6 separate regions of the Mus musculus genome follow, and all the other regions are linked to region 1. A link is a loop called in an ENCODE intact Hi-C map of the cell type or tissue named here. Cell type or tissue: heart. All regions are shown on one strand.

The links. A loop is a pair of places that touch in the nucleus more often than their neighbours do. Peaks named below come from ENCODE experiments on the same cell type or tissue, not always from the same donor. Only the 100,000 strongest peaks of a DNase experiment are listed, where the experiment ranks them.
Region 2: it touches region 1 in a loop (3-fold over the local background); 35 of 42 quality-filtered maps call a loop at or near these places.
Region 3: it touches region 1 in a loop (2.7-fold over the local background); 27 of 42 quality-filtered maps call a loop at or near these places.
Region 4: it touches region 1 in a loop (1.9-fold over the local background); 6 of 42 quality-filtered maps call a loop at or near these places.
Region 5: it touches region 1 in a loop (2.7-fold over the local background); 10 of 42 quality-filtered maps call a loop at or near these places.
Region 6: it touches region 1 in a loop (4-fold over the local background); 10 of 42 quality-filtered maps call a loop at or near these places.

Annotation. Positions count from the first base shown.
Region 1 is chr10:93,068,467-93,073,466 of GRCm38, reverse strand. Cfap54 (cilia and flagella associated protein 54) reads left to right here. Exons shown (of 68, transcript NM_001347060.2): 2 at 3,533-3,638. Among named protein-coding and RNA genes, the nearest start is that of Gm40739, 3.8 kb to the left of the region's middle. In heart, a CTCF peak has its summit at 2,780 (motif pointing left); DNase peaks (open chromatin) are centred at 2,776 and 3,936; H3K27ac peaks cover 1,730 bases.
Region 2 is chr10:93,280,893-93,285,892 of GRCm38, reverse strand. It overlaps Elk3 (ELK3, member of ETS oncogene family), which reads left to right. Exons shown (of 5, transcript NM_013508.2): 2 at 916-1,124. The coding sequence starts at 918. Gm32551 (a long non-coding RNA gene) reads right to left here and starts at 920. Exons shown (of 2, transcript XR_871953.3): 1 at 630-920; 2 at 1-123. In heart, a CTCF peak has its summit at 2,397 (motif pointing right); DNase peaks (open chromatin) are centred at 222, 864 and 3,162; H3K27ac peaks cover 2,099 bases.
Region 3 is chr10:93,423,639-93,428,638 of GRCm38, reverse strand. No RefSeq gene overlaps it. Among named protein-coding and RNA genes, the nearest start is that of Gm40742, 4.9 kb to the left of the region's middle. In heart, a CTCF peak has its summit at 2,760 (motif pointing left); a DNase peak (open chromatin) is centred at 2,778; H3K27ac peaks cover 650 bases.
Region 4 is chr10:93,546,783-93,551,782 of GRCm38, reverse strand. Ccdc38 (coiled-coil domain containing 38) reads right to left here. Exons shown (of 16, transcript NM_175488.6): 3 at 2,774-2,874; 4 at 1,456-1,621. Among named protein-coding and RNA genes, the nearest start is that of Ccdc38, 8.7 kb to the right of the region's middle. In heart, a CTCF peak has its summit at 2,596 (motif pointing right); a DNase peak (open chromatin) is centred at 2,592; H3K27me3 peaks cover 282 bases.
Region 5 is chr10:93,469,706-93,474,705 of GRCm38, reverse strand. Lta4h (leukotriene A4 hydrolase) reads right to left here. Exons shown (of 19, transcript NM_008517.2): 9 at 3,883-3,906; 10 at 3,340-3,410; 11 at 2,741-2,852; 12 at 1,663-1,807; 13 at 127-230. Among named protein-coding and RNA genes, the nearest start is that of Hal, 17 kb to the left of the region's middle. In heart, a CTCF peak has its summit at 3,048 (motif pointing right); a DNase peak (open chromatin) is centred at 3,065.
Region 6 is chr10:93,121,624-93,126,623 of GRCm38, reverse strand. Gm40740 (a long non-coding RNA gene) reads right to left here and starts at 208. Exons shown (of 2, transcript XR_871951.1): 1 at 173-208. In heart, no CTCF peak of the experiment used is centred here; a DNase peak (open chromatin) is centred at 2,173; H3K27ac peaks cover 1,536 bases.

The DNA of each region.
Region 1 (5,000 bases):
AAGAAGATATTAGGTCTGAGGGTGGCTAGGGCTTCATAGTGAGACTCCGTGTTGGGAAGCCCTGCTAGTTAGCAGGTCAAAGTCTGATGCTGCTGGAAAGCCCACAGCTCGGTGCAAAATGGTGGACTCCGTTTACTGGCATGGTTTCTTCTCTGACCTTGTCTGGGGAGCTCCAAACCTCCATGTCCTCTACCTGCGGAATGTCATGTAGCCTTGGCGAAGTTACAGATCCAGCGTCCTTTCTCCTGATATCAAACCCATTCAGCAAGCACCTGAGATTCCTGGAATGCATCTCCATGCTAAGGAGGTCTCTCAGTACCTTATTTAGCCTTCAGCCACACTGGATATTCCAACCACCTTCCCCCAAACTATATAAATCTTGATTCACCCCAAATAAAGTTGATCTTTGTCCCCAAAGCTGATCACCAAGCGTTGTCATTTCTGTTCATACACAAAGGTCATCTGAAACCCTGTTTGTTGACTCTGCTCCCTTTTGTCCTCATGGGCCAGTGGCCAATGACCTCTGGGAGAAGGGAGGGCCATGACCCTGTCTCTATTTATTTCCTACCTTGTTTGTAATGAGTTACAAACATACAAAACCCAAAGAAACAAAGCTGGCAGATCAAATACAGCACCCTCTCAGGATTTATAAACAGCTAGCGTGATATTGATGAAAGGATCTTGGGTAAATCAATGGGGAAGAATACACAGCCCAGACGTACAGTCTGTAGTTTGACAAAGGAATAGAGCTGAGACCGATTGATGCTGGAAATGCTCAACAACTACATGCAAGAAAATGAAATTAGGTACAGACTTCCTCCATCCTGGAAATCAACTCAGAGGATCACCTGTCTTAAATGTAAGGCTCCAAACAGCAAAATTCCTAAGAGAAAACCGGGGTGACCTTGGATTTGGCAATTACTTTTTAGACATAATTCCAATGGCATGAACAACTTAATTTGATTAAAATTAAAGATTTCTGCTCTTTGTAAAGAATATGAAAAAAACATAGGCAGAATAGTCTGTAAGCTTTGTTGTTGTTGTTTTGAGACAGGGTTTCTCGGTGTCGTACTGGCTGCCCTGGAACTCATTCTGTAGATCAGGTTGGCCTCAAACTCAGAGATCTGCCTGCCTCTTGTCTCCTGAGTGCTGGGATTAAAGGGGTGGACTATCACTGACCGGCTATGCTGTAAACTAAACACTCTCAAATTCCATATATGATAGAAAAAAAAAAAAACACCAAAACCCAAAACTGTTGTCCACAACATGCAATGGACTTAAAAAACAAACAAACCCCAAAAACCTCAAACCAACCTGTTTTTAAAAATTGGCCTAAGAGCCAACAGACATCTCACCAAAGAGGTATACACAGATGGAAAATAAACATAAGAAGATGCTCCACATACAACAACATCGGGGGAACTTCAGATTCAAACAACTGTGAGACCGCCTACACAGGACTGCAAGGCTGAAATCCAGGACTCTGACAGCTCTGAATGCTGATGAGACCAGAAGCTTCATGCTGGAAGGGTTGCAGAACGGCAGATGTGGCTTTGTGGAAGACAGGTGATGATGTCTCACAAAGCTATTAATGCCATCTAGTAATTGTGGCTCTTGGCACTTACCCAAAGGAAGATTATATCCATATAAAATCCTGCATGTGGATACCAGTCTCTCTCTCTCTCTCTCTCTCTCTCTCTCTCCTCCTCCTCTCTCTCTCCCTCTCTCTCTCTCCCTCTCCCTCTCCCCTTCCCCCTCCTCCTCCCCCCTCTCTCCCTCTCCCTCTTCCTTTCTCCCCTTTACTTCCCTCCACTAGTGTGTGTGTGTGTGTGTGTGTGTGTGTGTGTGTGTGTGTAGAGAGAGAGAGAGAGAGAGGCCAGTGTTCAACCTTGACTGCCCTTCATCAAGAGCTATCTTTTGTTTTCTAGACAGTGTCTCTTGCTGAAATCTGGGGCGTACAAATTAGGATAGGTACTGGCCAGTGAATCATAGAGATCCTCCTGGCTCTGCTTCCCTGAGACCACAAGCAAGTGCCACGGGACGAGGCTGTTTACGTGGGTTCTGGGACTCCAACTCAGGCCCTCATGTTATGCAGTAAGCGCTTTCTTAACTGAGCTGCCTCTCAAACCCCAGATACGCTTAGCAGTTTTACCTATAATTGTTAAAATTTGTAAGCAGCAACCACATTCTTTATAAGGTTAGTGAAAAATAAGTGACAGTCTTATCCAATCATGTAATATTAATCAATAGAAGAAACAAACTGGCGAACCAGGGGAGACATAGAGGAATGTGATACATACTCCCAAAAGAAAGAAGGCAGTCTGAAAAGATTACATACTATGTGGCATTCTGTAAGAGGAAAGTTATGGCGACAGTAAAAAGATCAGTGATTAGGGAACAAGGGAGAAATGTGTAGGTGGAGCCCAGAGGAATTTCAGGACAGTGAAACATTGTATCTTGAAGCAGTGCTGATATGTATCATTATACATGTGTCTGAAGCTCATCAAAAGTACATCACCAAGAGTGAACCCTGCCAGAAACCCTGGACTTTGTCAATACGTGATGTGCTAGGGTTGCCTCATCAGTTGTTACAAGATACAGTAAAAAAAAAAAAAAAGTAGGAACCGAAACAAAAGCTACATCAAGATAAACCAGGGAGGGGGCTGGAGAAATGGCTCAGTGGTGAAGAGAACTTCCTGCTCTTGGGTTCAGTTCCCTGCCCCCACTGGTGCCTCACAACCACCTGTAGATGGCTACAGGTCATCTGATGCCCTCTTCTGGTCTTCCAGGGTACTGCAAATACATGCATGCAAGGCAAAAACACTCATACATTAAAAAAAAAAAAAAAGGGTAACATAAGAAAGAAGTCAGTCTGCCGAGGAACACTGGAGATCCTGACACAACCTGAGGAACTGAGCATGCGTGGAACAAATGAAATGCAAAGCAGAGAGAGGAGAGAGCTATAACAGAACATATACCATATGGCTCTCTCCTTGGCTTACTGGCTCACTTCTTTCTCGGGAGTGTTTTCTCCTTTAGTAATCATCTGTCTCTTTCTATCCCATGCCTAACTTAAAAGGCATGACTTTTGCTCCATCTCCTGGCTGCTTCCGGGCTCTTTATCTAGCCTGCACTACGTTCCTTCCTTTAGTAAAATGGTCCTTGGACTTCCTTCCGAGTCCACCTCGAAGATCTCTCTTGAGACGAAGAACCCCAGAAGGGTGGATACCCATAGAGGACACACAGCTTGCTTATGCCTGGGGATGGAGATGGAGGAACATCTCTGGATTTTCTTCACTGTGAAGTTAAAAGCTGTTCTCAAAAGGAGGTTTTTTTTAAACACATATAAAAAGGGGCTCCAGTCAACGGTGGGCACACACTAGATATACTAATGTTTGTTGATCCTTAGACGTTAACAATAAGGAATATGAGAAAGACTCAGCACAAGGCAGGTGAGAAAGGGGTTGCCCACGAATTAATTGACACTGCCTGCTCATTCTGAAGATGTCTTTTCACTTCATGACTCTTACAGTGCCACCACGCTGTTTAATATCTGGACCAAATATGCTCCCAGGCTGCCGTCCAACTATTACAACGAGAAGCTCCTGAAGGTTGGAGACAGCCTCTGTCAAATAAAAGTAAGTGGTTACAAAACAGACAGAGAGCCAGCTAGAAACAAACTCCTTTGGCTACTTAGTATTTGGGTTGATAGCCTTCCTAGTCTAAAGGGTTTAATTTTTTTTTTAATATTGGAAACAATATGCAAATAAGTAAAACTGTACTGAGGTATAGTAACAGCCATAACAACTACAAAGCCTGCCCTTTTATTTTGTATTTGAAAGTCTCCAGGTGGTTCCTTCAGGGACCAAAGGGAGCCTGGGATGGGAGGGCAGCTCAGCTCAGCAGAGGGTGTGGTGGACCTACAGCAGGAAGTGCTGAGTCACCATGTTCCTAACTTACACAAAGGAGCCCAGACACTATTTCCTGTTGTTTTTCCCTAGGCCTGTGGCCTTGCCCTGTCAGCCCCTCAGGCCAACGGCCTGGCTGTTCAGTGTCCTGTTTTAATGACTTCTAGTTTTCTGAATATTTTTGCTTTACTGTGAGTCTAGCAACTGTGGCATATATGCCGTTTCCCCCCGCTCAGTATTATACCAGAAACTGAGCATGTACCATGGTGTGAGTTCTGTGTCAGGGTCTACGTCTTTGAAGGTCATGGACCTGGGCTTGGCTTGATAAGACCCTGCCAAGGCTGGGCTTTCAGTTTGTGAACTTGTGAGTTTAACCCCATATCACTGGCCTAAGCCCAAATATAGCAAGTTCTATACAGTGTTGGACAAGGAGTTAATTTATGCACGGGAATTTTAGGCCAGGCATGGGCGGTGTGAGTGAGTGCCTTCTCAAATTTTTTCAGTTTCCCAGCTTGATTTTCTTCCTCTGTGTCTATTTCTTAGACTTTAATCTATGTATTGGGAGGCAAAAATTACCCAATAGAGCATGGTTTCTCAACCTATGGGTCCCGACCCCTGGGCTTGTCACATATCAGCTGTCTTGCATCTTGCATATCAGAGATAATTGTCACAATTCAAAACAGTAGCTAACTTAAAGTTATGAGGTAGCAATGAAATAATTTTATGGTTGGGAGTAACTACAGCATGAGGAACTGTGTTATAGAGGGTTGCAGTGGCATTAGGAAGGCCGAGAACCACTGAAATAGAGAAGGCACAGAAATGCTTCCATTTTAAAAGACCATCAATGCAAAAATACAACACTTACCCCAGGTAAGATAAAGAGATCATTTTTTTTCTGAAGCCAAATGTGAGTGGCCATGGCCTAGGGGTACAGATTCAGGTTTCCCCAAATCACTTGTCCAATATGGTTAACAGTTTCACGAAGCCTGTATAGTCATTTATGACTTTTTAGTCTTACACGAGGACACCTTTCAAATAAATTGGTAGAAACATGAGGCCGGCAGGTCACAGCAAAGTGGGAAATCTGTGCAA
Region 2 (5,000 bases), 210 kb before region 1:
AGTGTAATAGAACAAAAGGGTGATTTCTTGTGAATACTACTCAAGTGATCAAAATTCAGATCATGACAGTCCAGTGATCCCATCTGAACTGCGTCTGTATGGCTGAGCAGAGTCCATCAGGGCCTAAGAAGTAGCAAGCAGCATGTCAGGAGGAAGGAACAGCAGAGTTCATGCTACAGGCAAAGATGAAGGATAACATTGTTTTATGGTATTTCCTCTCCTGGTGGGAAAAACACTTCCTGCCGGTGTGCTTGAAACTGGGGCTTGGGCGACTATATGACAAGTGCTTAGGAAACTGAAGGACTCCTCCTTCAGTTGGCGACAACTGATTCTTTAACCAGCGTCTACTGACTCCATATCTGCTCTATGCAAGCCCTGTCCTGGGTTCTGAGATGGCTGACTGTGTAAAGAGTAACTGAGTTCCCCTCCCTGCAAAGCAGGGCTGGCTATATTGGGTGAAAGGACAGTTTAACCAGGAGATGCTATCTATACTTTCATGACCCTAGGCCCCTGTGTGACTTCACTAAGCCCTAGCAGACACTCATGGCCACACTTCAGCAAGTGTGACTGACCAAGATGCAGTTGATGTGGTGGGTGGGAATAGATGGAGCTAGCCAATGGGAACTTACCACACAGGTGTTCATTCCTTTAGTCAGTTTTCTCTAAGTAGCTCCCAGCACAGTGTGGTCTCCGCTGGTTTGTGATTGGTGAATTTCAGGACCTCGGGGCACTGCCATTGTGTTCCTGCATCGGGGCTGCTCATAACTGTGCAACCAGAAAACCTGTGTGTGGCTAGGCAGTCCATTGGGGGTGGGGTAGAAAGTACTTTCTCTTAAGCTCTGTGGAGCAGAGCCCCCGCGCAGCGCCTGAGCTGCAGACCCGCTCTGACCTGCCTGCCTCTTGCCCACCTCCCAGGTATGGAGAGTGCAATCACGCTGTGGCAGTTCCTCTTGCACTTGCTGCTGGACCAGAAACATGAGCACCTCATCTGCTGGACATCGAACGATGGCGAGTTCAAGCTCCTCAAGGCGGAAGAAGTGGCCAAGCTGTGGGGCCTCCGCAAGAACAAGACCAACATGAACTACGACAAGCTGAGCAGAGCGCTGAGATACTATTACGACAAGGTAAAGCAAGCCTTGGCATCATGGGAGTGGGGGGTGGTGGTGGGGGGGCAGGGAGGGCTCACCTCTCTTAGTTCACTGAGGAGGAGCCTGGGCTGTGCATCCAATCAGAAAACAGAAGCGGAGACTAGGAGGCAGCTCAGTTAGTGAAGAGCTTGCCCTACAGGCACAGGATCTGAAGTTAATCTCTGGAGCCCAGTGCAAAGGCATGGTGTGGTGGAATATGCTTGGTATCCCAGAGCCAGACAAGCAGAGACCGGAGGATCTGTGGGTGCCTAATTTCCAAGTTCTCGGCACGTAGAGACCCTGTTTTCAAAAAAAAAATGTCTACACATGAACACATACATGTACATGAACATGAACACATGTGTGTACAAGCAAATCACAGAAAACACATGAAAATGGAGGCAATCCATACCTTTAATGTTGAGATAAAAACAAATTGCTGAGGTTTTCCCATCCCATGGGAACCCTTGGTATGTTCCTGAGGCTCAGTTTTTGTACCCTCCCCCGCTTTCATATGTAATTTGCTGAAGACCGGGCATCTACTGGCATCAGGCTGGCAGCAGGGGTAAGATGTCAACTGGCTCTGGGGACAATAAGAATTACAGTCTGAGCTGGGCATGGTGGAGCACACCTTTAATCCCAGCACTCGGGAGGCAGAGGCAGGTGGATCTCTGAATTCGAGGCCAGCCTGGTCTACAGAGTGAGTTCCAGGATGGCCAGGGTTACATTGAGGAAACCCTAAAAGCTTGAAAAAAAAAACAAAAAACAAGACAAACAAAAATGAATTACAGTCTTCAAAGTCTGTCTGTTCTTTCTGGTCAGGAGTTCGGTCAGAAGGTCCTTTCCAGGGAAATAGTAGTTTGGGGGTTGCTGTATTTTACCACTTGTGTGCTGGGGATTGTGTCCTGGGGCCTTGTACGTGCTAGGCAAGTTTTCCAACACTGAGTTACACTTCCAACCCTGGACACAATATTACTACCACGGGGCACTTCAGCATCTCTGTTTGTGAAATGGGAGACATAGCAATTCCACAGTCGGGATCTCTATGAGGATTCACTGAACTACTGCGCGCTAAGTACTTGGATCTGTGCTTGGCCTGTGACATTTGGCTTATTAGTAACTCCTCCAATTAGAAACAAAGCCAGTCTCATTTTTACATCATGGGAGTGAGGCACAGAGTGCTATAACTAAAGAAAAAGTATACTTGTTTTATGTATAATGGATGTTTTACTTGCATGCGTTATACATAACTTGCATGCAGTACCCATGGAGGCCAGAAGAGGGCGTTGGATTCCCCCTAAGACTGGAATCACAGCAGTTGTGAGCTGCCATGAGGGAGCTGGGAATTGAACTGGCTCTTCTGGAGGAGCAGCCGGTGCTCTTAACCATTAAGCTGCCTCTCCGGCTCCTAGAGTACTTTTTAAGGTGAATCACAGCAAGGACAATTGGAATGAGTTTAATTTATGTCTTGCAAATTAGTTTGTATGCTTGGTAGGGCAAAACTTGTTCTATTTAGGATAAATCTATCAGGCCGGTAATTATTGGCCATTTCTGTTTGAACCCATGCTTGCCGACTACTTAACCTGATGGACGAAAAGGTTTAGAATCCTAGAAACCCAAGGGAACTTTTGTTCTGGGTTCATTACTCTTATGGAAAGGTGAATCTTAAAGTGATTTAAATATTAGTTCCGGATCTATATTTAGTGCCTTCTGTCTGCAAACCTCTTTGGAATTGAGGACACAAGGATTACACGTTTCAGGAAATGAAGACGTCATTAATTATAAAGGGCTCCTTTCTGTGCTCCTAATAGCATGCGATTATGTCATTGCGGCGCTAAAGGTGCTTCCCATTAGCACGGCAATTAATTAATCCCGACTTAATGCAGTCCTACGAAGATGTAAAGGCACTTCTCAGCTAATTGCACTGTCCGGAAGCCAAGCAGATGGCGTCTAGCTTTGCGTTTTGTTCCCAAGTTCTGTGTTCTGCCATGAGAATTGAGGGCCCTGCAGGAAAACAGTCTGTCTTGCCTGCTGGCAGAGAGCCCAGAAACGTGGCCTTTCTATTGTTTTAAATCAAGGTGTCAAAGAAAAGAGGGCTTGCCCCTGGGCCTGGGACTAGAGTCATCTCTTCAAGTCCTGGGCACTGAACCTGAGCGCTTGTCCCGTCAGCATGAAGGGATCTGTGTCCTAGGCAGGGGATTGATTGTTAGTGGCTGACAGCCTTTGTGGAGACAAGCCTGTGATCTCTGGAGTGAGCAACTTCAGGTTGGTGCGGGTCGGAGGGAGAGACAGACAGTAAAGTGCCTCCCCCACAAGCAGAGGGCCCTGAGCTCATGGAACCCCTGAAGAAATGCTGGGCATGATGGTTCATGATTATTCACGATGGTAATTCCTGCGCTGAGCAGGGCAGTCACAGGTAGATCCTGAGGGCTACCGACCAGCTAGCCTAGCCTAATAGGCGAGCTCCAGGCCAAAGAGAGACCCTGTCACAAAGGATGTTCCTATCACAAAGGTGTTCCTAAAGATGACGTCTGAAGTCCTCTGGCCTCTACATGCATGTGCATACTTGTACACATACACACATGCACACACACACACATGTTTCCCATGTATCTGCACACACATATACACAGAAGTACAACAGACATACTCAAAAGCATACCTACATATGCACACATGTACCACACAAGTACAATTCACATACATTGACAAGTACACACATATGTACACAAACACATGTATATACAAGTACAATATACATTCACACGAACACACACATACCCCTACACACAAGTATAATCCATATATACAGAAACACATGCATGCATACACACACAGCTTTTTTAAACAAGCAGTTTCATAGCTGTTAGTCTGTTAGGAGTCTAGGGCTCTGTCCTGGGCACTTCCTGTTCTCTTTAGACGAGATGGCACTCCCATTAGGACAGGTCCTGCACCAGTTTTCCTATATGAAACAGAACATTCAGATTTGGTTGGGAGACACTTAAGCCTATGCAGCCAGTGGGTGGCAGGGCCCGGGGACCCACCTGTCCTGTGCTGTTCCTTAAGACACAAACCTTCACTGCTGTCTTGGAACGTCTGAGATCAGGTATGATGCCCATACGCTGTTCTAAGGTCAGGAGTTTTTATTATCAAGGGTTTTAATACTGAAACAGGTCCAAACAGATGTCACCGTAGACTCCGCATTTGCCTGTTTTCTGTTGCTATTACAAAACACACCAGGCTGGGCGTATAAAGAAAGGAGTTCTGGAGACACAGAAGCACAGCAGTGGCTCTGGTAAAGGGTCCCCTTGGCCGTGGTGTCATAACAGGAGGATGGCGTCCTGCCGGGAGCATGTGAGAGGAGACTGAGGTGGGGTTTGCTGTTTTACAACAACCCACTCTCAAACGATCCATCCCTGAAAGAGCATCTCTCCCACACCCTCAGTGACATAATACATGATCACATGACACACTCCCCAGCCCTAAAAGGTACAGCATTGCCACACTGAGGACTTGGGAACTCTGGGGACACACTCCAGCCATGGCCGACAGCAGAGTCGCAATACAGTTAGAAAAGGAAAGAAGAGGGGGAGGAGGGAAGAGAAGGGCAGGATGGTGAAAGGGAAAAGAGAAGGGAGGAACAGAAGAGCCAAGAGGCAAACGCAGGAAGACAGTGGCCACTGTGGCATTAAGATCATCTATTTTGCATTTTTTTCTGGCCAACGCTTCCAGCTTTGCCAGCCTTGCCAGCCTTGCACTCTGGTGAGCTGCATCGGTCAAACTGGTTTAAACGAGTTTAACTCTACCGACATTAGGCTGGCAATCACGGCCGACATAAATGTCTGACCTCTCACTGGAAGGGCACGCTTGGCT
Region 3 (5,000 bases), 360 kb before region 1:
CTCATTGTTCCAGACTCCTTTGGGGGGCCTGAACCTCTCTGGGTAACAGATAGTTCACTCTGTTTTTCATCTCTAAGACAGCCGAACCCCAACTATCAACATGCAATAGAAGGACCCTTTGGTATTCTTGGGTCATTCTGGCTCCATCTTTATCTAAGCACAGATGTCAGGTTCCAAAGGAGAGGAAAGATACATTTGGTAGCAGCATAGACCACTCTCTGTGAATGCTTTGGTGCAGTGCGTAGTTCTGTTCCTTGCCGCTCATAAAAAATCTAAGGAGAAATCTAAGCTGCAAAGAACGTGGTGGAGATTCCCAATTGCTGATTTCCATTTTCTCTCCTTCCTTCCTTCCTTCCTTCCTTCCTTCCTTCCTTCCTTCCTTCCTTCCTTCCTTCCTTCCTTCCTTTCTTTCTTTTTCTCGTTCTTTCTTTTTCCCTTCCTTCCTTCCTTCCTTCCTTCCTTCCTTCCTTCCTTCCTTCCTTCCTTTCCTTCCTTCCTTCCTTCCTTTCTCTTTCTTTCTCTTTCTTTTTCCCTTCCTTCCTTCCTTCCTTCCTTCCTTCCTTCCTTCCTTTCTCTTTCTTTCTCTTTCTTTTTCCCTTCCTTTCTTTCTTTCTTCTTTCTTTCTTTCTTTCTTTCTTTCTTTCTTTCTTTCTTTCTTTCTTTCTTTCTTTCTTTCTTTCTTTCTTTCTTCCTATCATTTGGTTTTTTGAGACAGGGTTTCTCTGTGTACAACCCTGGCTATCCTAGAACCCTTTTTGTAGACCAGGCTGACCTCAGAAAACTCTCAGATACTATGAAGGAAACTAGGAAATATAGGCTGGTTTTGCACAACCACGGGCCCTATAAAAATAACGGACTTGCACTAATTAATGGAAAGACGAGCCAAGTGTGGTAGTGCATGCCTTTAATTCCAGCACTGGGGACACCGAGGCAGGCGGTACAGGATTTTCATGCAATGTGCACACATCCCTACATATAACTCCAATCATTTCTAGATATCTTACAACATCTTGCGTGGTGTAGGTGCTACTCTGTTTATGGAATGAAAGAAAAATCTCTATCTCTCAACCAACTTTTGTTGACCAATTGTGTTAATACTTAACTTAGAAAGGAACTCGAATGTGCCTGCTTGTCTGTATGCTCAGATACAGATGGCAATTCCTGGCCTCTCTGGCTGTAAGGTATGGCTTGGTGAATATAGGTTTTAGCTGTTGGGAAATAGGAAATACTAAGTCTCAAGGACAGCTCCTGTTTAATAATAACAGTAATAACAACAACAACAATAATATCCACCCACTCTTTACTTTCCCTTGGATCCACTTTTATGAACTGGGAGGTGCCATTGACAGTAGAACTCTAAACAAGCCTAAAAATGTCAGAACATCACAATGGAACCCCTCTACAGCAAGGCTGATTCACATGAAGAAAATAAATGCTTTTTTTTAACCATTTTTTTAAAAGTACTTTAAATTTTTTTGGTTTTTTGTTTTGGTTTTTTGTTTTTTGTTTTTCGAGACAGTGTTTTTCTGTGTAGCCCTGGCTGTCCTGAAACTCACTTTGTAGACTAGGCTGGCCTCAAACTCAGAAATCCACCTGCCTCTGCCTCCCAAGTGCTGGGATTAAAGGCATGCGCTACCACCGCTGGCCAAATTGTTTGTTTGTTTGTTTGTTTGTTTGTTTAATGGAGTACTTTTCTTGAGGAGATTTCTTTTCTGTGCTAGTGCACACACATGCACACCACGTGGACATGTGCACACACATGCATGAACACAGACATATGCATGTACATTCACACACTCATATACTCACACAGATGTACATTCAGGGAAGCAGGAAGGGAGAGAGGGAGGGAAGAAGGGAGAGAGGGATTGTTCTCTGTCACTCTAGAACAATGACTGATGTCTTGTGACCATGAAGGGACTATAGCTGGATCAAAGTTGACCTGTTGAATGAGACCTGAATCTTTGACTTTCAGAGCCATTATGTTGTCTAGCTTTGCATTTTATCTTACCCTAAGACCTCTTATTAACCAAGCAATAAATTTTCATATCATTTCAGGCATTTAGAGAGTCCTTCCAAGAACCTGCCTGTCTCTCTCTCTCTCTCTCTCTCTCTCTCTCTCTCTCTCTCTCTCTCTCTCTCTCTCTCTCTCTCTCTCTCTCTCTCTCTCTCCTTTCTCTCTCTCTAGTAAAGTACAACTCCTTTGTAAACATGTTCAGATTCTTACTAACTCACTTAGCTTTCCTCCCTCCTCCTCCTCTTCCTCTTTCTCCTCCTCCTCTTCTCCTTTCTCTTTCTCTTCCTCCTCTCTTTCTCCCCTTCTGCACTCTATGTTCATTGGTGCTTTGCCTGCAAGTATGTCTATGTGAGTGTATCACAAGCCCTACAAACAGGTGTGAGCCTCTATGTGGGTGCTAGGAATTGAACCCAGGTCCTCTGGGAGAGCAGTCAGTACTGAGCTATCTCTCCACCGCACACTTCTGATGCAATTCCCCCAAGACATTGGAATCTGAGGTGTCATTGCTTTCATTGATGTTAAGGGGTTTTTAGAAGGTGAGGTCTGTTGGGAAAACCTGCAGCTACTGGCCCCTGTGAGCTTCCTGCTTCAAGACTAGGCCGATCCCACTGAACTGGTGTGAAGTTGAATAGGAGGCTCAACTTTCAAGAAGTTAGACTGTAGTTAAGTTGTGTGGGGTGTCCTCTGCAGTGAAGTGGTGTGGGCCTGGAAGCACCATTTGTGTGTCAATGGCGCCCTCTAGTGTCCAAAAGGCTTCACTTGCATGACTATTTTAAGGTATGACTAGTCCTTAATACAATGCATTCTCCATGGCTTCTATGAGAGCCTCACCCTAGCCTTGCCCAGGTATGCTGCTGGGGCACTCCCTAAAGTTCCTGCTAACTGGCTTGTGAAGCCAGAAAGCTCTTTAGATGATCTTGAAATGAAAGCATGTCTACACCAGGAAGCAAGGGCAAACAAGCCCCCTTGCTTTCTTCTCCTTTTGTGCCTGTGTTCTATGGAAGGGCCAGGCAACAGTGAGCCTCCCTTTACTTCCTGCCAGCAGCTGCCTCCTACTTTTGGACTCATCTCAGATCACTCACAACAGCCAATTTACCTCCTCACTCTTCCCGAAGCATCTCTGGGAAGCAATATTAAAACCAGCGGGCCTCTCATCATCCCACTACCATGCCCTGTGACTCCAAATGTCCCCCTGAGACAGTAACTCCTTCACACATGGCTGTTTAGCCCTTCCTTGAAGGATGGATTCACACATGCTGCCACATAGGCACAGACACGCCGGCTCACATGTGCACCCATACACACACCTTCTACAACCTGGTTGAAAACAGGATGCACGGTGAGACCCTGCAGCACCCACTGTTTAGCATTATTAAGCCAGGAAAGGTGGCTCATGCCTGCAATCCCAGCATACTGGAGGCTGAGTCAGGAGTATTACCACAAATTTGAGGCCATCCTGGGCTATGTAGAGAGTCTGCGGTCAGCCTGGACTTCTGGGTATAAGTTTGTGTCCCCCCCACCCCACACACACACAAATAAAGTTAAAAATTTACAAACTAAGATGGTAGTAGCATTATACTGGTTGGCTCCTCATCTCTCCAGGACACACTCAACCTGCAGCCGGTGGACTGCATGATGCCGAGGGAAACTGTGAACATCACTCAACAAAAATACACTTAAAACATTATGAGACTCTCCCTCCCCCGCTCCCCCCTCCCCCTGATTTTTTAAAACCTCAAGTATGTATTTATCAAAAATAAACTTTTGGGGTGACATCTTCATATCAGTGTCAAAGGGTTAAACACACACTCTCCTTCAAGCCTCCCCCAACCAAGATTCCTCGTCTTTATTCAGAGCACCCCAACTCTGTCCTTGTGCGTTGGCGTTAAGGTTTGCAGCTGCTTGGTGAGGATGCATTTATTCAGAGTTCCCATGTGAGTGCTGCATCTTCAGAGATACCCAAGCAAAGTGTCCACAGGCCTCGGCAGAGTGGACAGCAGCTTTCACCTCCTGGAGCATGGATCTGCTAAGAGAGGTTTAGGATAACTGTGTGTGTGATGTGCGTGAGAGATAGATGTGTGTCTCTCCCTTCTCTGCTCCTTCCAGAGCTTCACCGCGTCCTAAAGAGACTGCGCACGGCGGAAACTAGAAGAGGAAGCTCTGTTTTTCTTGTTGTTGGAGTCAGGTGGATGCAGATCAAACCCCATCATGGACAATCCCCACCCTGGGCACCAAGCCCATAGATCATAAAATATCAGGGCTGTCACACTCGTGTGATTGACTGTGGGTGAAACACCAAGAATAGTGTCTGGCACCTTATACATGACACCTAGGACCAGATCCTACCTCTTGTATCTCCCACCATGAGGCCTGCACTATTGTCAGGGGTCTGCTCGATGAAGGATGAGACCATTCAGCTCTGAGCAGCCCGGGCAGCTCCAGCTGTCCCCGGCAGGCTGCCCTCTTGGCTTGTTCTTTTTTCAATATATCCCATGCAAAGCATCTCCATGGTTGAAGTCCAAATTTTGAACAAAGCAGGGTTAGCCTTTCAAGCTTGTTCTTAGCCCAGAAGCTGCTGGCTTTGTGATGATCCGGGTTGGCAGGAAAGACATCAGGAAGCGGAAACCAATGGGATAATAGTTGCTTTAAGCAGGGCCCTGCAGGAAGTAATGGTGGTCTCTGAAAATGTGGTTGTACCAGATTTTATACACAACAAGGAAAGTCGGTTCCTGCTGTTAAAAGAAAGCCAAAAGTTCCTTTAAGAAGAAATTGACTCCATCTGCAAGGCAGGAAATCTCAAGGCACTCGGTGGACAGGGAGAGAGATGGGCACCTCCCCACAGTGACTCATTGGTTTCTCCTGAACCCAGAAACTCAAGGCCAATTAAGAGTGGGTTTTTGACATATCTCTTACTATATCCCCCAAGAATGTGTCCTAGGAGAAACTTCACACCCTACAGCATAGCCTCTCATGCTTGCCATTG
Region 4 (5,000 bases), 480 kb before region 1:
CATTGACTTTCTTCCTTCCCAAAGGCAGGTGAAGTAAGGATCTTCTTGGAAAAATGTCTTCTTAAGCCACTTTCTTTTTGTTCTCGAGTCTATGGCAAAGAGCTTACCTGCCACATTGTAACAGGCCCCAGAACTTAACATGAATGACACCATGTTAGAGGTACCATTCTGACCTTGAAACCCAGCACGCAGGCCAAAATGGGAACAGAGACCTAGTCCATAGTTCTAGAAAAGTCCACAAATAAAAAGTCCCTAGCTATTTTTGGCTTTTATATTTCTGTGTCTTGCTTACTGAAGTGTGCCAACCAGGATATTGTGTGTGTGGGGGGGGTGGGGGTGGGTGGGTGTGGGTGTGTGCGCGCGCGCAAGCGTGTGTTATTTTGCCTTTTACATGAAAGACAAGTGGCTGTGAGACTTGGGGCCTCATGATTTGGGCAAGTTCCCCATGTAGCCACTGTCCAGCAATAAAGACTTTCCTTTTGACTTGAAGAATGTCTGTGTTGGCCTGACAGTGGTGGCATATGTCTTGAATCTCAACAGAGGCAGAGGCAGAGGCAGGTAGATCTCTGAGTTCCAGGCTAACCTGATCTGTAGCGATTGTAACCAGGGCTACACAGATAAAACAAACAAATAAACAAGTAGTTCACGTTGTGTTCTCCGGTAGCTTATCTCACAACAGTAGAGCAGCTCTGATTCCATCTTTCTCAGCACCAGAAAATCTCCCAAACGTACAATGAATAGCATATATCCAGAGCCACACCTTAAGACCAAGAATAGGGACTGGAGAGATGGCTCAGTGGTTAAGAGCACTGGCTGCTCTTCCAGAGGACCCAGGTTCAATTCCAGCAACCACATGGCAGCTCTTAGCTGCCTATAACTCCAGTTCTAGGTTATCTGAATGTGCATAAAATTAAAAAAAATAAGTTATATATACATATATGTGTATATATACACATATATACATATGTATATATTATACGAAATACCAATGTACATAAAATAAATTATATATGTGTATATATATGTATATATATATATATATATATATATATGAATAACTAAGAGTAATGTTGACTTACTGTCTTAGGATTTCAATTGCTGTGAGGAGACACTATGACCACAACAACTCTTACAGAGGCTAATATTGAATTAGGCCCAGCTTACAGTTTCAGAGGTTTCGTCCACCGTCATCATGGCAGGAAGCATGGCAGCCTGTAGCAGACATGACACTGGAGGAGCAGAGAGTTCTCCACCTTGATTAGCAGGAAGCCAGGACGAGGCTGGATTTGTTTCACACTGGGCATAGTTTAAACGTTTAAGATGACAAAGCTCGCCCCACAGTGACAAATGTCCTCTATAAAGGCCACACCTCCTAATAGTAACACTACCTACCTCTGAGCCATTCGAACACAGGAGTCTGTAGAGGGTAAAACCTCTTCGAACCCTCACACTTACCTTCTGTCAGCCTGAGAATAAGAGTGGGATCTAGCCCCAGACGTTCATAGGAGGAGCTGCCTGCGTCAGCGAAAAAAGCTAGCTGGCCAAGGTGTGAGCGACTCTTCATTCGGGACGAAAATGTTGTCTTCTGGTAGATTTTCATGCTGTGGTTTTTCATTCTCTCCTGCCCAAGATGCGAAAAGCATGAAAGGAATTTTAATGCACCAAAGTATTATACTGTTATAACGGTGCTCAGATGTAAACAGCAAAGACCTTCGGCCTTAGGCAGTTCCGGAGCTCGCCCGGGAAGAAATGTACCCAGCATCCTTTGCTTTCTTACACAGAGACAAGGATAACCTTGCAAAGGCGGGCCTTATACAAACTATCTCAGAAACGGAGACAGGAAAATGCCTCTCTAGATTAAATCAGGGAAAATATGGAAATTTCAAAGATTGTTAGCTCACTGGAGCTGAAAACTTAATGGAAGGCAGACTTCCATAGAGAGTAGTGAAAACCCACCCTTTGGATAGCTTTCAACGTCTCAGTTTAATCTCGTGTGAAGCTTGAGGAGGCTCTCAAGGCCCAGAGAAAAGCCACCCCTGGGTGAATACACTTCATGTTTCTGGCTATTTTATTCATCCTACCAAGAGCCAGGAGAGTCCTTTAACCCATTCATTACCTTTGGGAAGAAAATCAGGCCCAGTGCTGATTTTTTTTTTAATTTTAAATTACTCTAAAAAGCATTCCCTTGCCTCTCCACGTCACCACCCCCGTTCTTTCGTCTCCTCTATCCTCAAAGCACGTGTAAACTTGTTTATCCGTAACAGCTTTGACACACTTTGGCTTATTCTTAAAGACTCCGCTCCTGCCACCACAGTGAATGCTTTGGGTCTTCTTCCTACTCTTTCTTCTCTGTCCACAGAGCAGACCTCTGCTGTCTCCTTCACACAGCTCTGGCTGTAGGATCTGCCGGTCCCAAGGTGCTATCCATGGTAAGACATACTTTTATTTTGTGCTTGGCCAGTGAGGTACAACATGCCACCTGTGCAAGCTAGACCTGAAATGTAGCAATATGAAAAACCCTAGGGGGTCGGACACAAGATGGAGAGTGAGCTGTGGAGCTAGTTGGTGATGACATGGTGTAGCGGCCTTCTCCCACTAGGTGGCGATCTCTGAAGGTCCCTGTGTACTGTCTTCCCAGAATGGCGCCAAACATAGGACAAGGCATCACCGTGTCTTAACTAGTTTAGACTTAACACGTAAAACTAGTGAGATCTATGGCTGAAAGCACTTGGCTCTAACCTCTTTGGGGATGCTGATCATAAGAAAACCTTACCTTTTTCCTGGCAGCAATTTCATTTTCTTTGAAAACGAAGAGATCTTTGAAAAAAATCTTGTAGGGTCTTTCCTTTTTGAGTACAGCATCTTTTCCTTCATCTAAAAGAAAAGGAAGAAGGAAAGAGAGGGAGGGAGGGAGGGAGGGAGGGAGGGAGGGAGGGAGAGAGGGAGAGAGGGAGAGAGGGAGAGAGAGAGAAGAGAGGGAAGGAAAGGAAGGAGGGTGTAGTTAGTTCCTTTATTGGCCAGAATTATAAAGCCCCCACCAGCTGGAGTAGAGAAATGGGATGCAGGGGTCTCTGAGAAGGTGGGTTTCAGATGGATCTTGCCCTCCAGTTGAACCTGGCAGTACAGCTCCTGGGTCTCCCCGGTAAGAGCCACATCTTCTCTGCCCACTCTCTCAGGGCCCAGCATCTCAGGGGACATGAACCAGAGATGAGGAGTCTGCGTTATTACAAGCTCACACTTGGAGATGTAGAGATGTGAAGAGGACCCTGGCCCCACCAATCAGTAGCAGAGGAGTGAGATGCTGGGGCCACTTTGGAACACGCCTGCCAGCTCCTTAGAGAGTTAAGCATAGAGTACCACACACAGTAGGTAACTGGATGCATTGAAGGCTGAGTATAATGGGCCCCTTCTAGGAAAGGGGGTGTCAGCCATGGAGGGCCATGTCTGGCCACAGGGAGGAGACTGTGGGTGATTCTTGGCCGGCCTTGTGGGTTGTAAAGATGTCAAGAAGGCAGATGATATTGTAGGCCTCATGATACAGGGAGGAGAGACAGTTAGGTGGCAGAGGCTGGGCCCTGGGCAGTGCAAGGGTGTGGGAGAAGCATGGCCAACAGGCTAGGGCTCAGCAGAGAGAGTATCAGTGGTGATTAATTTCATGTCTTAACTTGACTGGGGCTAGGGTTTGCCCAAATTAGATGTTATTTTGGGTATGTCCGTGAGGGGTTTTCCAGGCGACTTTAGCATTCAAATTGGTAGAGTTGGTAAAGAAGACCGCCCATCCCAACATGTGTGGGCATCAGCCAATCCACGGAGGGCCTGAGTAGGACAATAGGCTGGGGGAGGGGGGGGACATATGCTCCCCACTGACTCTCTCTCACATGGGTGCCTTGCTGTTTGAGCTGGGTCATTTCCTCTCAGATTGCCACCCATGCTCAACTGACTGGGGCTGATCCTGTCAGCTCCCCTGGGCTCAGGCCTTTGCACTGGGCTGGACTCTAGCACCAGCTTTTCTGAGTCTCCAGCTTGATGGTTGTCTCTGTAATCCCGTGAGTCCTTTTCTCAACAGTGCATAGCCTCTCCACTGGTTCTGTTTCCTGGATCTAAGATCACGACTTGGCCTGAAATCATCCTGTGCCCCTTACCATTGAACAACAATGGATTCCAGATAGGGACATATTCCCATCTGCCCTCTCTTCACCCCTAGCCTTCTAAAGCTAACTGCATTTAATGCATTTAAGCACCAGTTACATTTAATGGGGTGTTGTTTTGATTTGGGGGACAGAGTTTTACTATGTAACCCTTGGATGTCCTGGAATTCACCATGTAGACCAACCTGGCCTTGAACTCAGAGATTTGCCTGCCTCTGCAGGGATCAAAGGAGCACACCCCCACACATGGCCGCTAGTTGTATTCAAGATAGACCATAAACCCATGATCCTTTAATTAGCTCTGTAAAGACCCCTTTTGAAAATATGTTCTTATTTTCAGGTTCTGGGTAGACTGATCTTTGGGGGCAGTATTGATATTGTATCCCCTGAATAGCACCTTATACCCAACAATGAATATGGGAATCTACCCTTTAGCCTCCTGCCTGATCCTTCTGCAGGTCTAGGGCAAGGCAACCCTTGGGCCTACAATCTACAGCTTGCCAGTTTGACAAGAGTCATTGGCTGAATCCAGGTTGCTCCAGGCTCATATGTATCTCCCTCTAGGGTGTGGAGAGTCACATCATGGCTGATAAGCAACCTTTTCAGTGCATCCCCATTAGTGTCCCATGGAAGCTGGGAATAGCGCCACAAACCCCCTGGCTTGAAGTTCTAGGGGTCAGGAGCCTGAAAATGAGTCTTCTGACAATGACCCCCCCCCCAAAATGGGGGGGTGTTTCTCTGGAGGCTCTAGGGAGAAACTGCTTACGTCTTCTGCTGTTAGAGCACGCCTACGTGCCCTGACTTGCAGCCTCTTCGTTGATATACAGAATAAATCTGTCCTCTGTCTCCGTG
Region 5 (5,000 bases), 400 kb before region 1:
GAATACAACAGAGGAGTCTCTTGGGAAATTCTGAGCCAATACTTATGGTTAAGAAATACACACAGCCTAACAAGTAGTTTATAGAGCTACATGGAGCATGAAAAATAGGAAGAATTTAAAGCTGACCTTGTCTTTAAAGTGGGAATATAGGAAGCTCTTCCAGTCATCAGTCGTTACACTTTGGTAGGAAAACTTCTTAACATAAGCCTTTAAGAATCCTAGAAACACCTCTAGGAGGAAAAACAAAATTAAAAGAAAGAAAAAGAAATCAATTCACAGGAAGGCAATTCTTTGACGTCGTTTTTGCAGTTGACGTTGTTCTGGTAACCACGGGCAACAGAGAACAGTCAAAGGACCAAGGAGAGCTCTGGACAGTGAGAGAATGTTCAGGACAGGAGGCAGGTCTCCAGTTGGGCCTAGAAGTCTCCTTCCAGCCAGGATGACATAATGAAGTCACAGAGCAAGAATAACCCAAGTTCTAAAGCAATAGCCCTCATCGATGAGACAAAGGGGGAGTAAGCCCACAAATGGAATGGAAGGGCAGGCGCCTTCAAAGCCGATGGAAACGGGTACCACCCCGCCCAGGCCATCAATATAATGTCACATAATCCCAGCACATCTGTGTGAGAGAGAGAGAGTCACGTGCCCTGAGTACGAGGATGCAAAACACTGAGCTTAGAAATTTAAAAAAGACAGATGCAGAACCAATACATAAGACAGTCGCTCTCTCTTGCCTGTACAGCACCACACCCTACTGTACGGACCTCCATGCGGACAGACCTGTGGGAAACTCGAATTCATGCTTGTGGCACGGGAAGAGGTTAACATCAGTAACTAGTAATGAAGCAGAATCATCAGGACACTGTGTGATAGAAGCAACTCGACTGGTCTCTCCCCAAATCCTCTGCTAAGCCGCTCCGGTTCTCAGGGGCCCCGCTGAGTCACACATGGCTTATGTTCCAGGAGTGCTTGTTTTATTTACTGAAGGGCACAGGGTGCAACCCAACAACGACACTGGCAATCTAGATATTCCAAAGTGAAGCCACGAGGTGCAAAGGTGAGGGGGAAAACCCTATGCTGAGGTGGCTAAGACCCACAGGAAGGAGGAAGCTGATGTAGGTGACGTCACATCCATGAAAACTTGAAGAAAGAAGAGAGAATTACAGCGACTTCTGGGAACTTCAATGGAGGAAGTGGACCCACCAATAAGAGTCTACAGGATCCCTGATTTTATTAAAGTCATTCCATGTATATGTGTGTGTGTGACTGACAGTCATCTACCCCTAGAATAAGATCTGGAGCCAGTGACATCAAAGTGCTAATGAGGTGACTCTGGGGCTGGCGAGGGCTGGGAGGCCGCTCATTTGTCACTCATAAACTTCTGGATTGCAGGAAGTTTGTCTATGGATATACGCTATTACCCTAACTCTTTAACTATAATGGGATTTAAAAAAAAGTCAAGCCCCCATTATCTAGATTAAGGGGTTGTGTAGAGTTTTGTGGATGAAGGCAACATCTGACAGCAATAGACGTCTCTAGCAGAATGAACCAGAAATGTAAAAAGACTAGAAAGAGTTAACAAGTCATCTCTACTCTTCATATCACCCTCCCAGAGATTAAAAACAAACGAAAGCCAACCGGCGGACAATGGCAGCTACTTACCTGGTCCCCCAAGAAGCTGTTCAAGGTAGAAGAGTAGCGCAAAGCCCTTCTCATAGGGGATGGAGGAATAGGCTACATCGGGGTCTACGTCCTTCAGATCAACCACGAGCTTGGTGAAGGGGTGGGACTCCCCAAATGTTTTTATCTGCAACCCAATAAAGTGAGATGAGTACCCTCATAGGAAGAGGACTGTTACTGCGCCAGCAAGCTGTTGGGGAGGCTCTGTTTCACTCAGGCTTCTAAACCTTCAACGTACAGACTGGAAACAGTATGCTGCTATCACTCCTGGAGTCTAACTACATGTATGTCTCAGATATTCCTTGCTAATAACAGGCTTTACTTTGACAAAAGAACTAGAAAGATGATTTAATGTCTGAGCGACACATTTAGAGTTGGGGAGAGTGTGTTTAAAAATTCACAAGTAGGGGTTGGAGAGATGGCTCGGCGGTTAAGAGCACTGACTGCTCTTCCAAAGGTCCTGAGTTCAAATCCCAGCAACCACATGGTGACTCACAACCATCTGTATTGAGATCTGACACCCTTTTCAGATGCGTATGAAGACAGCTACAGTGTACTTAGATATAAGTAATAAATAAATCTGCCTGGCAGTGGTGGTGCAGAGAAACCCTGTCTCCAAAAAAAACAAAATAAATAAATACATTTTTGAAAAAAAAAAATCACAAGTATTAGGGCCAGGCAGTGGTGGTGCACACCTTCAACTGTAGCACTCGGGAGGCAGAGGCAAGCAGGCAGAGATCTCAGTGAGTTCAAGGCCTGCCTGGTCTACAGAGTGAGTTCCAAGATAGCTAGGGCTGTTACACAGATCACTCTGTCTCAAACAAACAAACAAACAAACAAATCACAAGTATTCACATAAATTTCTATGCAATAGTCATCTATGTTAGCAGTAAAGAACGTATGTGTTTCTTGGCTCCCAGTTTAGAACAGGGCTATGCATGGCACCTGCTACATCCTCTACACCTATGACTACCCTGTTGTTAAAAAGATAGTTTATTAACCCAGTTTGGTAATGACTATGCAAGGCTGGGTGACTCTTGTAGAAGCCCACCCTACTTACCGTATTCTGTAGCTCTCCCCATCCTCCCAAAGCATGGAAATGTCTGAACTTTTCCCCAAACAACCGTCCACAAATGTGGCGCTCTAAGTAGACAGTATGTCCTTCGTTTAACCTGAAAGGGAACAAAACAAAAAAAAACAACAACAAAATGGGTACTGTCCCAGCAGATAGAACACAGCATCTTAGCCAAGCGGATCTTTTCTTTTGTGTCTTCCCCCGGGAGGAGAGCCCTTATAGATAGCATGGCCTCTACATCCCAGCCCATGCTGCCTAGAGAGGCCCAGGCAGTCAACTAAGACGATAGCAAGCCCAGACCAGCAGGTGGCAGCAGAGAAAAGGAAGCGGCAATCTTGCTATTGCCAAGTCTGTGTTAAAATGCGGCAATGTCAGAGAGTTAGCGGCAGGAATAAACTGCACACCTAGACTGTATGGACCTCTGTGACAGGTGCGGCAGGGTCTTTTGAAACTCCGTGGATCATAGAGACCGTAGGGGAGAGAAACAAGAAGTACAGAGGAGACAGCGGTGGCGGTGGGTGGAAAGCAGAAGGATCAACAAGAGCAACCAATAAAACAAAAGAAAACAAAACAACCCATCATACCAAAAGTGATCCCACGTCTTGTTAGTCACTAGGTTTCCTGTCCAGCTATGAGATATTTCATGTGCAATAACCTGAGAGGACAGTGTTAAGGGATTAGTGGTCACACCGGATACCTCATCCTGAAGCAAGTCCTTATTTAAATACTTCAATGTCACATGACTTGATGTTTTTAAAAACGTATTAAAAAATTACTTACTTCGGGAGGAAAATGCAATTTAACCAAGACCAAAAAGGTATAGAACATGCTAATGGATTAGAAACAACTACCACAAAGAAAAAAAAAAAAAAGACATGGAAAGTATTAAATTCAATGAGCATGTAAGCCGATTAAAATGTTTCATACACAGGAAATAACAATACTTGTTTCTGTGATTATGTATCATATATATTTGGCTAAATTTTTCTTTACTCTACTAAACCTAATTGCTGAAGTAGCAAGAGGATAACCCCAGTTTTCTTTTACAATAATAACTTCTAAACAACACAGTGGGTATTTTAACAACTTCTTGAGTGTTAAGATTGTAAGAAGAAATTTTTACTTACGTTGGAGAGTGACTTGTCACCTGCCTACAAAAAAGAAAACATCTTAGAATTTCCATCATCAGATCGATCGACAGGCTGCAGCTGACGACATCTCAGACCTGGCCTGAAGGGTCACTGTATGTCTACTCTGTATGTCAACAGGTTCAACACACAGGCATTAGGAAGCAAACACTGCCTTCTTTCCTTCCCTAATCACAGAAACCTCTTTAACATCAATAGGACTAATAGGCCTAACCCCAGAGAGAGCTCTTTACTTCCATTTCATGTATCTACCCCTCTTTCCTTCTTACTGTGTGTGTGTGTGTGTGTGTGTGTGTATGCGCACGCACGCGCGTGTGTGTATGTGTGTGTATGTAGCTGTGTATGTGCATGTGTATGTGTGTGTGTATGTATAGGTGTGCATGTATATGTGTGCATGTCTGCATGTGTATGTGTGTGTGAGTGTGTGTGTATATGTATGTGTGTGCGTGTGTGTGTGTGTGTGTGTGTATAGGTGTGTGTGTATGTATAGGTGTATGTGTATGTATGTGTATATGTATGTGTGTGTGCGTGTGTATGTGTATGTGTGTGTGCATGTGTATGTGTGTGTGTGTGCGCGCGTGTGTGTATATGTATGTGTGTGTGTGCGTGTGTAGATGCACGCATGTCTGCCTTTTCTACTGAGGCAGGGTCTCTCAATCAAACCCAGAGCTCTGTGCTATGGCGAGTCTTGATAGGTAGCCTGCTCTGGGAATCTCATCTCTGCTTTCTGAGGCTGGAATTACAGGCAGGGAGCACTGAGGTGGGTTCCAGCAGGTCCTAGCTCTAGGCTACACGAGGGCTTTGGTAAGCACAACCTCCCACTCCCTCCTTTCTTTTAATTGACAATAGATTAAAGGAAAGTTTACACTGTCCAATGTGTTCTATGGCGAATTCCAATCTACTTAGGTCCTAGTTAAGTCCTTGCTGGATTCCTAGAACTCCAAGCAGCTCACTAGGTCTATAAAGCAGCAATGTGTGGTAGGCCAGTCTTCCCTTAGATGCTGGGCACTAAGTTTCTGTGCCTCATACCTGACTGCCAAGTATGAATGATGTGGATCCTTTGTCTAGATACATAATTTGTCCAAAGTGCGTTGTAT
Region 6 (5,000 bases), 53 kb before region 1:
ATTTCCTGGAAAATAAGTTTGGGATTATACAGTCATAATTTCAGGGCAATCCCAGGCAAGAGAACCAGGGAGGAAGAAAGGGAAGTGTCTTGGTTAGGGTTTTACTGCTGTGAGCAGACATTATGACCAAGGCAAGTCTTATAAAAACAGCGTTTAAATGGGGATAGCTTACAGGTTCAGAGGTTCAGTCCATTATCATCACGGCAGTATCCAGGCAGGCATGGCACAGGCAGAGCTGAGAGTTCAACATCTTCACCCAAAGGCTGCTAGTGGAAGACTGACTTCCAGGCACCTAGGGTGAGAGTATTAAGCCCACACCTAAAGTGACACACCTACTCTTACCAGGTCACACCTATTCCAACAAGGCCACACCTCCAAATGGTGCCACTCCTTAGCCCAAGAATATACAAACCATCACAGGAAGCAAATAGCAGGTGCTCCTTTCCTTTGCTGGCCTTAGCAAACAGAGCAGTCTGTTTGGAAAGCGGAGAATCTGCAAATAGTGGAAGGTTAGTTTCTCTAGGACCCTTAAGCTGCTTGTGGTAGAGTGATATTCCCTAATCTCTACGTTCTTATTTAAGCCTGCATGATTTTATAATAAATTAAGGAGAACTCTTTATTGCATATTCTGAATAATGCCTACACATCATCCTGAACAGTGGCTTCAATTCAATTCCTATTTCTCTCTCTCTCTCTCTCTCTCTCTCTCTCTCTCTCTCTCTCTCTCTCTCTCTCTCTCTCTCTCTCTCTGTTGTTGTTGTTGTTGTTGCTGTTGTTGTTTTTCAGCACTATCTTATGTAGCCCAGTTTGGAAAAAGTAGTTTGTTTAGGATTCTCCAAGTTCATCTTTCTCACTGGGTAAATTCTACTGCTTTTCTTTCCTTCCTTGCCTTTTCCTCTCTCCCTCCTCCCCTCCCCCTCCCCCTCCCCCTCCCCCCCTTCAGTTCTACATGCCCCAAGAAGCTTTTGGCAAAGAAGGAGCCTCCAAAGACTCATTTAGCTGATATGGAAAGACTGGGGTAGCTGGTGGTGCAGCTCCATCAGTGAGGTGCTCGCCTGGCATGCACAAAGCCCTAGCTTTATCCCCAGTACAGCACAAAACAAAGCAAGGAGGTGAAGGCCTGAAATCCCAGCCCTTGTGAGGTAGAGGCAAGGGTATCAGAAGTCAGATATCATCCCTGTGCTACAGAGCATCTCAGCCCAGCGTAGGGTACGTAAGACCATGCTTCAAAGAAAAAAGAAGTAGTAATTTGGGATGATATGCACGCATTATTCAAAGCATGCAACAAAGAATTCTTTCCTTAATTTATTATACAATCATGCAAGCCTAAATAAGAAATTAGGGACCAGGGAGTACCATCGTATGACAAACAGCCTAAGATGTGCGCCATTGGTGGAATGATTAGTTTTCAAGAGACAGAGAGATGATGCACATTACAAGGTCCTTGAACTAGATTTGACCTGTGCACACAACTTTAAAAGGAGAATAGAATTGGTAAATCCATTTAGGATGATAGCCTGGCTTTAGTCTCAGCTCTTAAAGCTTGGGACACAATGTGTAGACTCTTAAAAATAATGACACAGGGACGGCTTGAGACGAGTCTGGAAAGAGGCAAAGACTGCATGCATGATGCAGGCTTTCAAATCTTTGGTAAAATACTTAAGTTTTCTTCTTTAATCAAATGGAAGTCACTAAAGTATTTGAGTAAAGTTTCTTACTGCCCTGTTAGGAATATTTGGGAAAGAGAATCTAATAAAATGTCTCCAACACACTCCTAACCTGTCGCCAAATCAGAAGATATTTCTCCCTACGGAAATGTCTGTGATGAGCTGACCAAAGTCTGAAGGAGCTAATTTCCCTAGAAACAGATTTGGTGTATTTCTGGAGTTTTATAGATCATCAGGGAGCTGTTTATGAAAAAAAAATGTATCTTAACATTGGGCTCTTAATCTCTTCTACAATGTAAGCATTTTAAAGGACTTAGTAGTTAGGGGATGTGTGACAGGCAGGTTCGAAAGTCTAAACCTCTATTTGGCCAGAAGAAAACTGTAAGTCACCGGCCTCTGAATGGAAGGTGGAGGCGTTTATCAGCTGCATCTCAGAGTCAAACTGCGGCAACATGACGTCACATCCTCTTCTCTTTGCTATCAGTCAGATGCAACAGGAAACTGACGAAGGCACTGGGCAGTTTCCTTCTGCTGAGACCTGCCTGGCTTCCTCTGCAGCTTGCAGCCAGCCGTTTGCAAAGGAAAACCAGCAAACGCCAGTCAGCTTCCTCCAGCTGGATCAGGACCAGCGTAAGGAAGGAAAGACAAATTTCTTGGATTAGTCAGTTTCCCTTTGCAGCTGGCATTGGTGTAGGTTTTCTGGTAGCCCTGCTCTTTACAATGTCTCTCTCTTATAGCTCAGCTTTTAAACAAAGAGAGGTCCGAGGAGGACTTCCCTAAAATTGCGCGAGACAGGTATTATGTAAGTCTATGGGGAATCTTCTGTTGACTCATGGGAAGCCTGCTCAGACAGAATAACCTACTTAATATGCTTGCATCTTGAGTTGACACATGGGAAGACTACCCAGACAGAAGTGTTCACTTGGTAAGCTTTAAGTTCACCCACCATCCCACCTTTGGCTGGGCTAGAGAGGATCCCAAGACCTTGTTTGTGTTAGGCAAGGACTCTGCCACTGAGCTCCACCCCCCAGCGAATGCACATTTTAGCCAAATGCTCTACCACTAAAAGCACTCAATTTTTCTGATTCAGGGTCTCGAAATGTAGCCGTAGCCTCCAAAATGCTGGGATTGTGAGTATGTATCACCATAACAGGTTTTGATAAGTTTTTAACTTTCCTTTGATTTCAATAAGACTCATTATTTGGGGGCAGGGGAGGAGGGGAGACACCTTACTGCTAACTCTAATTTGTATACCCAACAGCCAAGTTATTTTTCTCCTGTCTCAATATGACTAGCACAGAACTGTTTCCACAGGGAACATTTATTCAGCGTTGACGGGGGAATCAAATTAGTCTAAGAAAGGGAGAGGGTTGGATTTCTTCACAGCAGGAAGTTCTGTCTGGTGTTCTAGCAGATTGGCCTCCTAGTTGCAGGCTCTGAGACAAGCGCTGTGACTGCTGTAAGAGACAGCCCTGGATGGTTGACTTTCTAAGTCCTTCACTTTGAGAATGTGAGTTATCACATAAATATTGTCTGTGTTGGATGTGCTGGTACAGACCTGTAACCTCCGCACTCAAGTGACAGAGACAGGGAGGATGGAGTTGAGGTCATCTTCCAGTATATAACAAGACTCTGTCTCAAACAAACAAACAAAAAAACCCAACAAACCTGGCACTAGAGAGAGGCTTGGTGGTTGAGAGTGATCGCTGCTCTTGCAGAGTTCCTTAATTTAGTTCCCTGCACATGTAGGGTGGCACACAACCATCTGTAAGTCCAACTCCCCGGATCCTGAACCTCTGGGCTCTTCCATGGGTGCATGTTCTCGCATGTACATGACCACATATAAACAACATAAAGTAGAATTTAAAAGTAATAATAAAAAGACACCATGAAATAATATTTCCTCCATGAACTTAACAATGTGGAATCATGATATTGCTGTGGAGATTTGGACAGGGTGAGGTAAATTTATTTATCAGATGAACCGTTTCCTCATCACGTGGCATTTCCTGTGGTGCCTTTAGTTTTTGAGAAAGTCCTCCATGTCAGTAGTGCATAGTTATTCTTAAAACGAGACTTCCACATAGTTCCCTTTTATGTATTTGTATAATTATATGAGGACTCCTTTAGCTTAGTCATAGTTGTGATTGGTGAAGTGGAGAAGGTGAGGCAGAGAAGAGCCGGGATGTTGGAGCTTTGCAGTAGGAAGAATAGACGAGCAGGCCCTGAAAAGAAACACAGTCAGAACTGCTGCCGTTCCCAAGCAGTTGGAGCAGCTTCGAATGTAAAAGCCATCAGACAGGCGACAGATTTGCGGACGCTGTGGCATTCTCCTGTTCCCCCCCCCCCCAGAGACTAATTATCTGTTATTTAGCAGACTTGCTAATATACTGTGGAGTTCTCCAAGCAACTTGATGGATCAACCAGCAGATGCTTTACCAAATGAACAAACAAACAGAAAGGCTTTGTGCATGAAGAAGGGGCTTAATAATCTGTAGACTTTTTCTTAACACTCACAAGAGAAATGGACCTTTTGTTTGCAGAGACAGCCCACTATTTTGGTGACATGTATGTGGTACTGGGATTGATCCTGGAGCCTCGAGTCTGCTAGGCAACTGTTGTAACATTGTACTATACCCGAAATCAATATGCCACATCTCTAAGGAGGTGAATATGCTACTCCATCTAGAAAAATCTTAATTTACATATCATTTTACAAACTCAGTCAGATGGTTTATATAATCATCATTCATAGATACCATTACCTTATTGTTTTTTTATTTTTTATTAATATTATTGTTGTTGTTGTTGTTGTTTTGAGACAGGGATTCTCTGTGTAGTTCTGGCTATCCTGGAACTCACTCTGTGGATCAGGTTAGCCTTGAACTTACAGAGATCGACCTGCTTCTGCCTCCCAAGTGCTGGTATTAAAGGTGTGCGCCACCACCACCACTACCACCACCAGACACATTATGTGTTTTAATAATGGACTTTGAGAGATCTTTGTCTCCATAAAATTCGAGACAAAAATTGAGTATGTGATTTATGAAATATGGGCAAGATTTTATCTAATCCTGTATATTCAATTAATTGAGCTAATTTTGTGTTTAGACTTCAATAGACCCATGAGCACTATAAAGATGGGACTTCAATAGACCCATGAGTACTATAAAGATGTCTTAGCTCTGCTCTGCTACAGCCCCTGCCCTGCAACACTTCCCCTGGTGTTGACACCAAAGTGCTCCTTCACAAACCTCCTGGATGTAGGGAACTCTGTCTCCATGCCTGCCCCCCGCCCCCAGGGATCTCACACTCTTTCACAATGACTGCTCT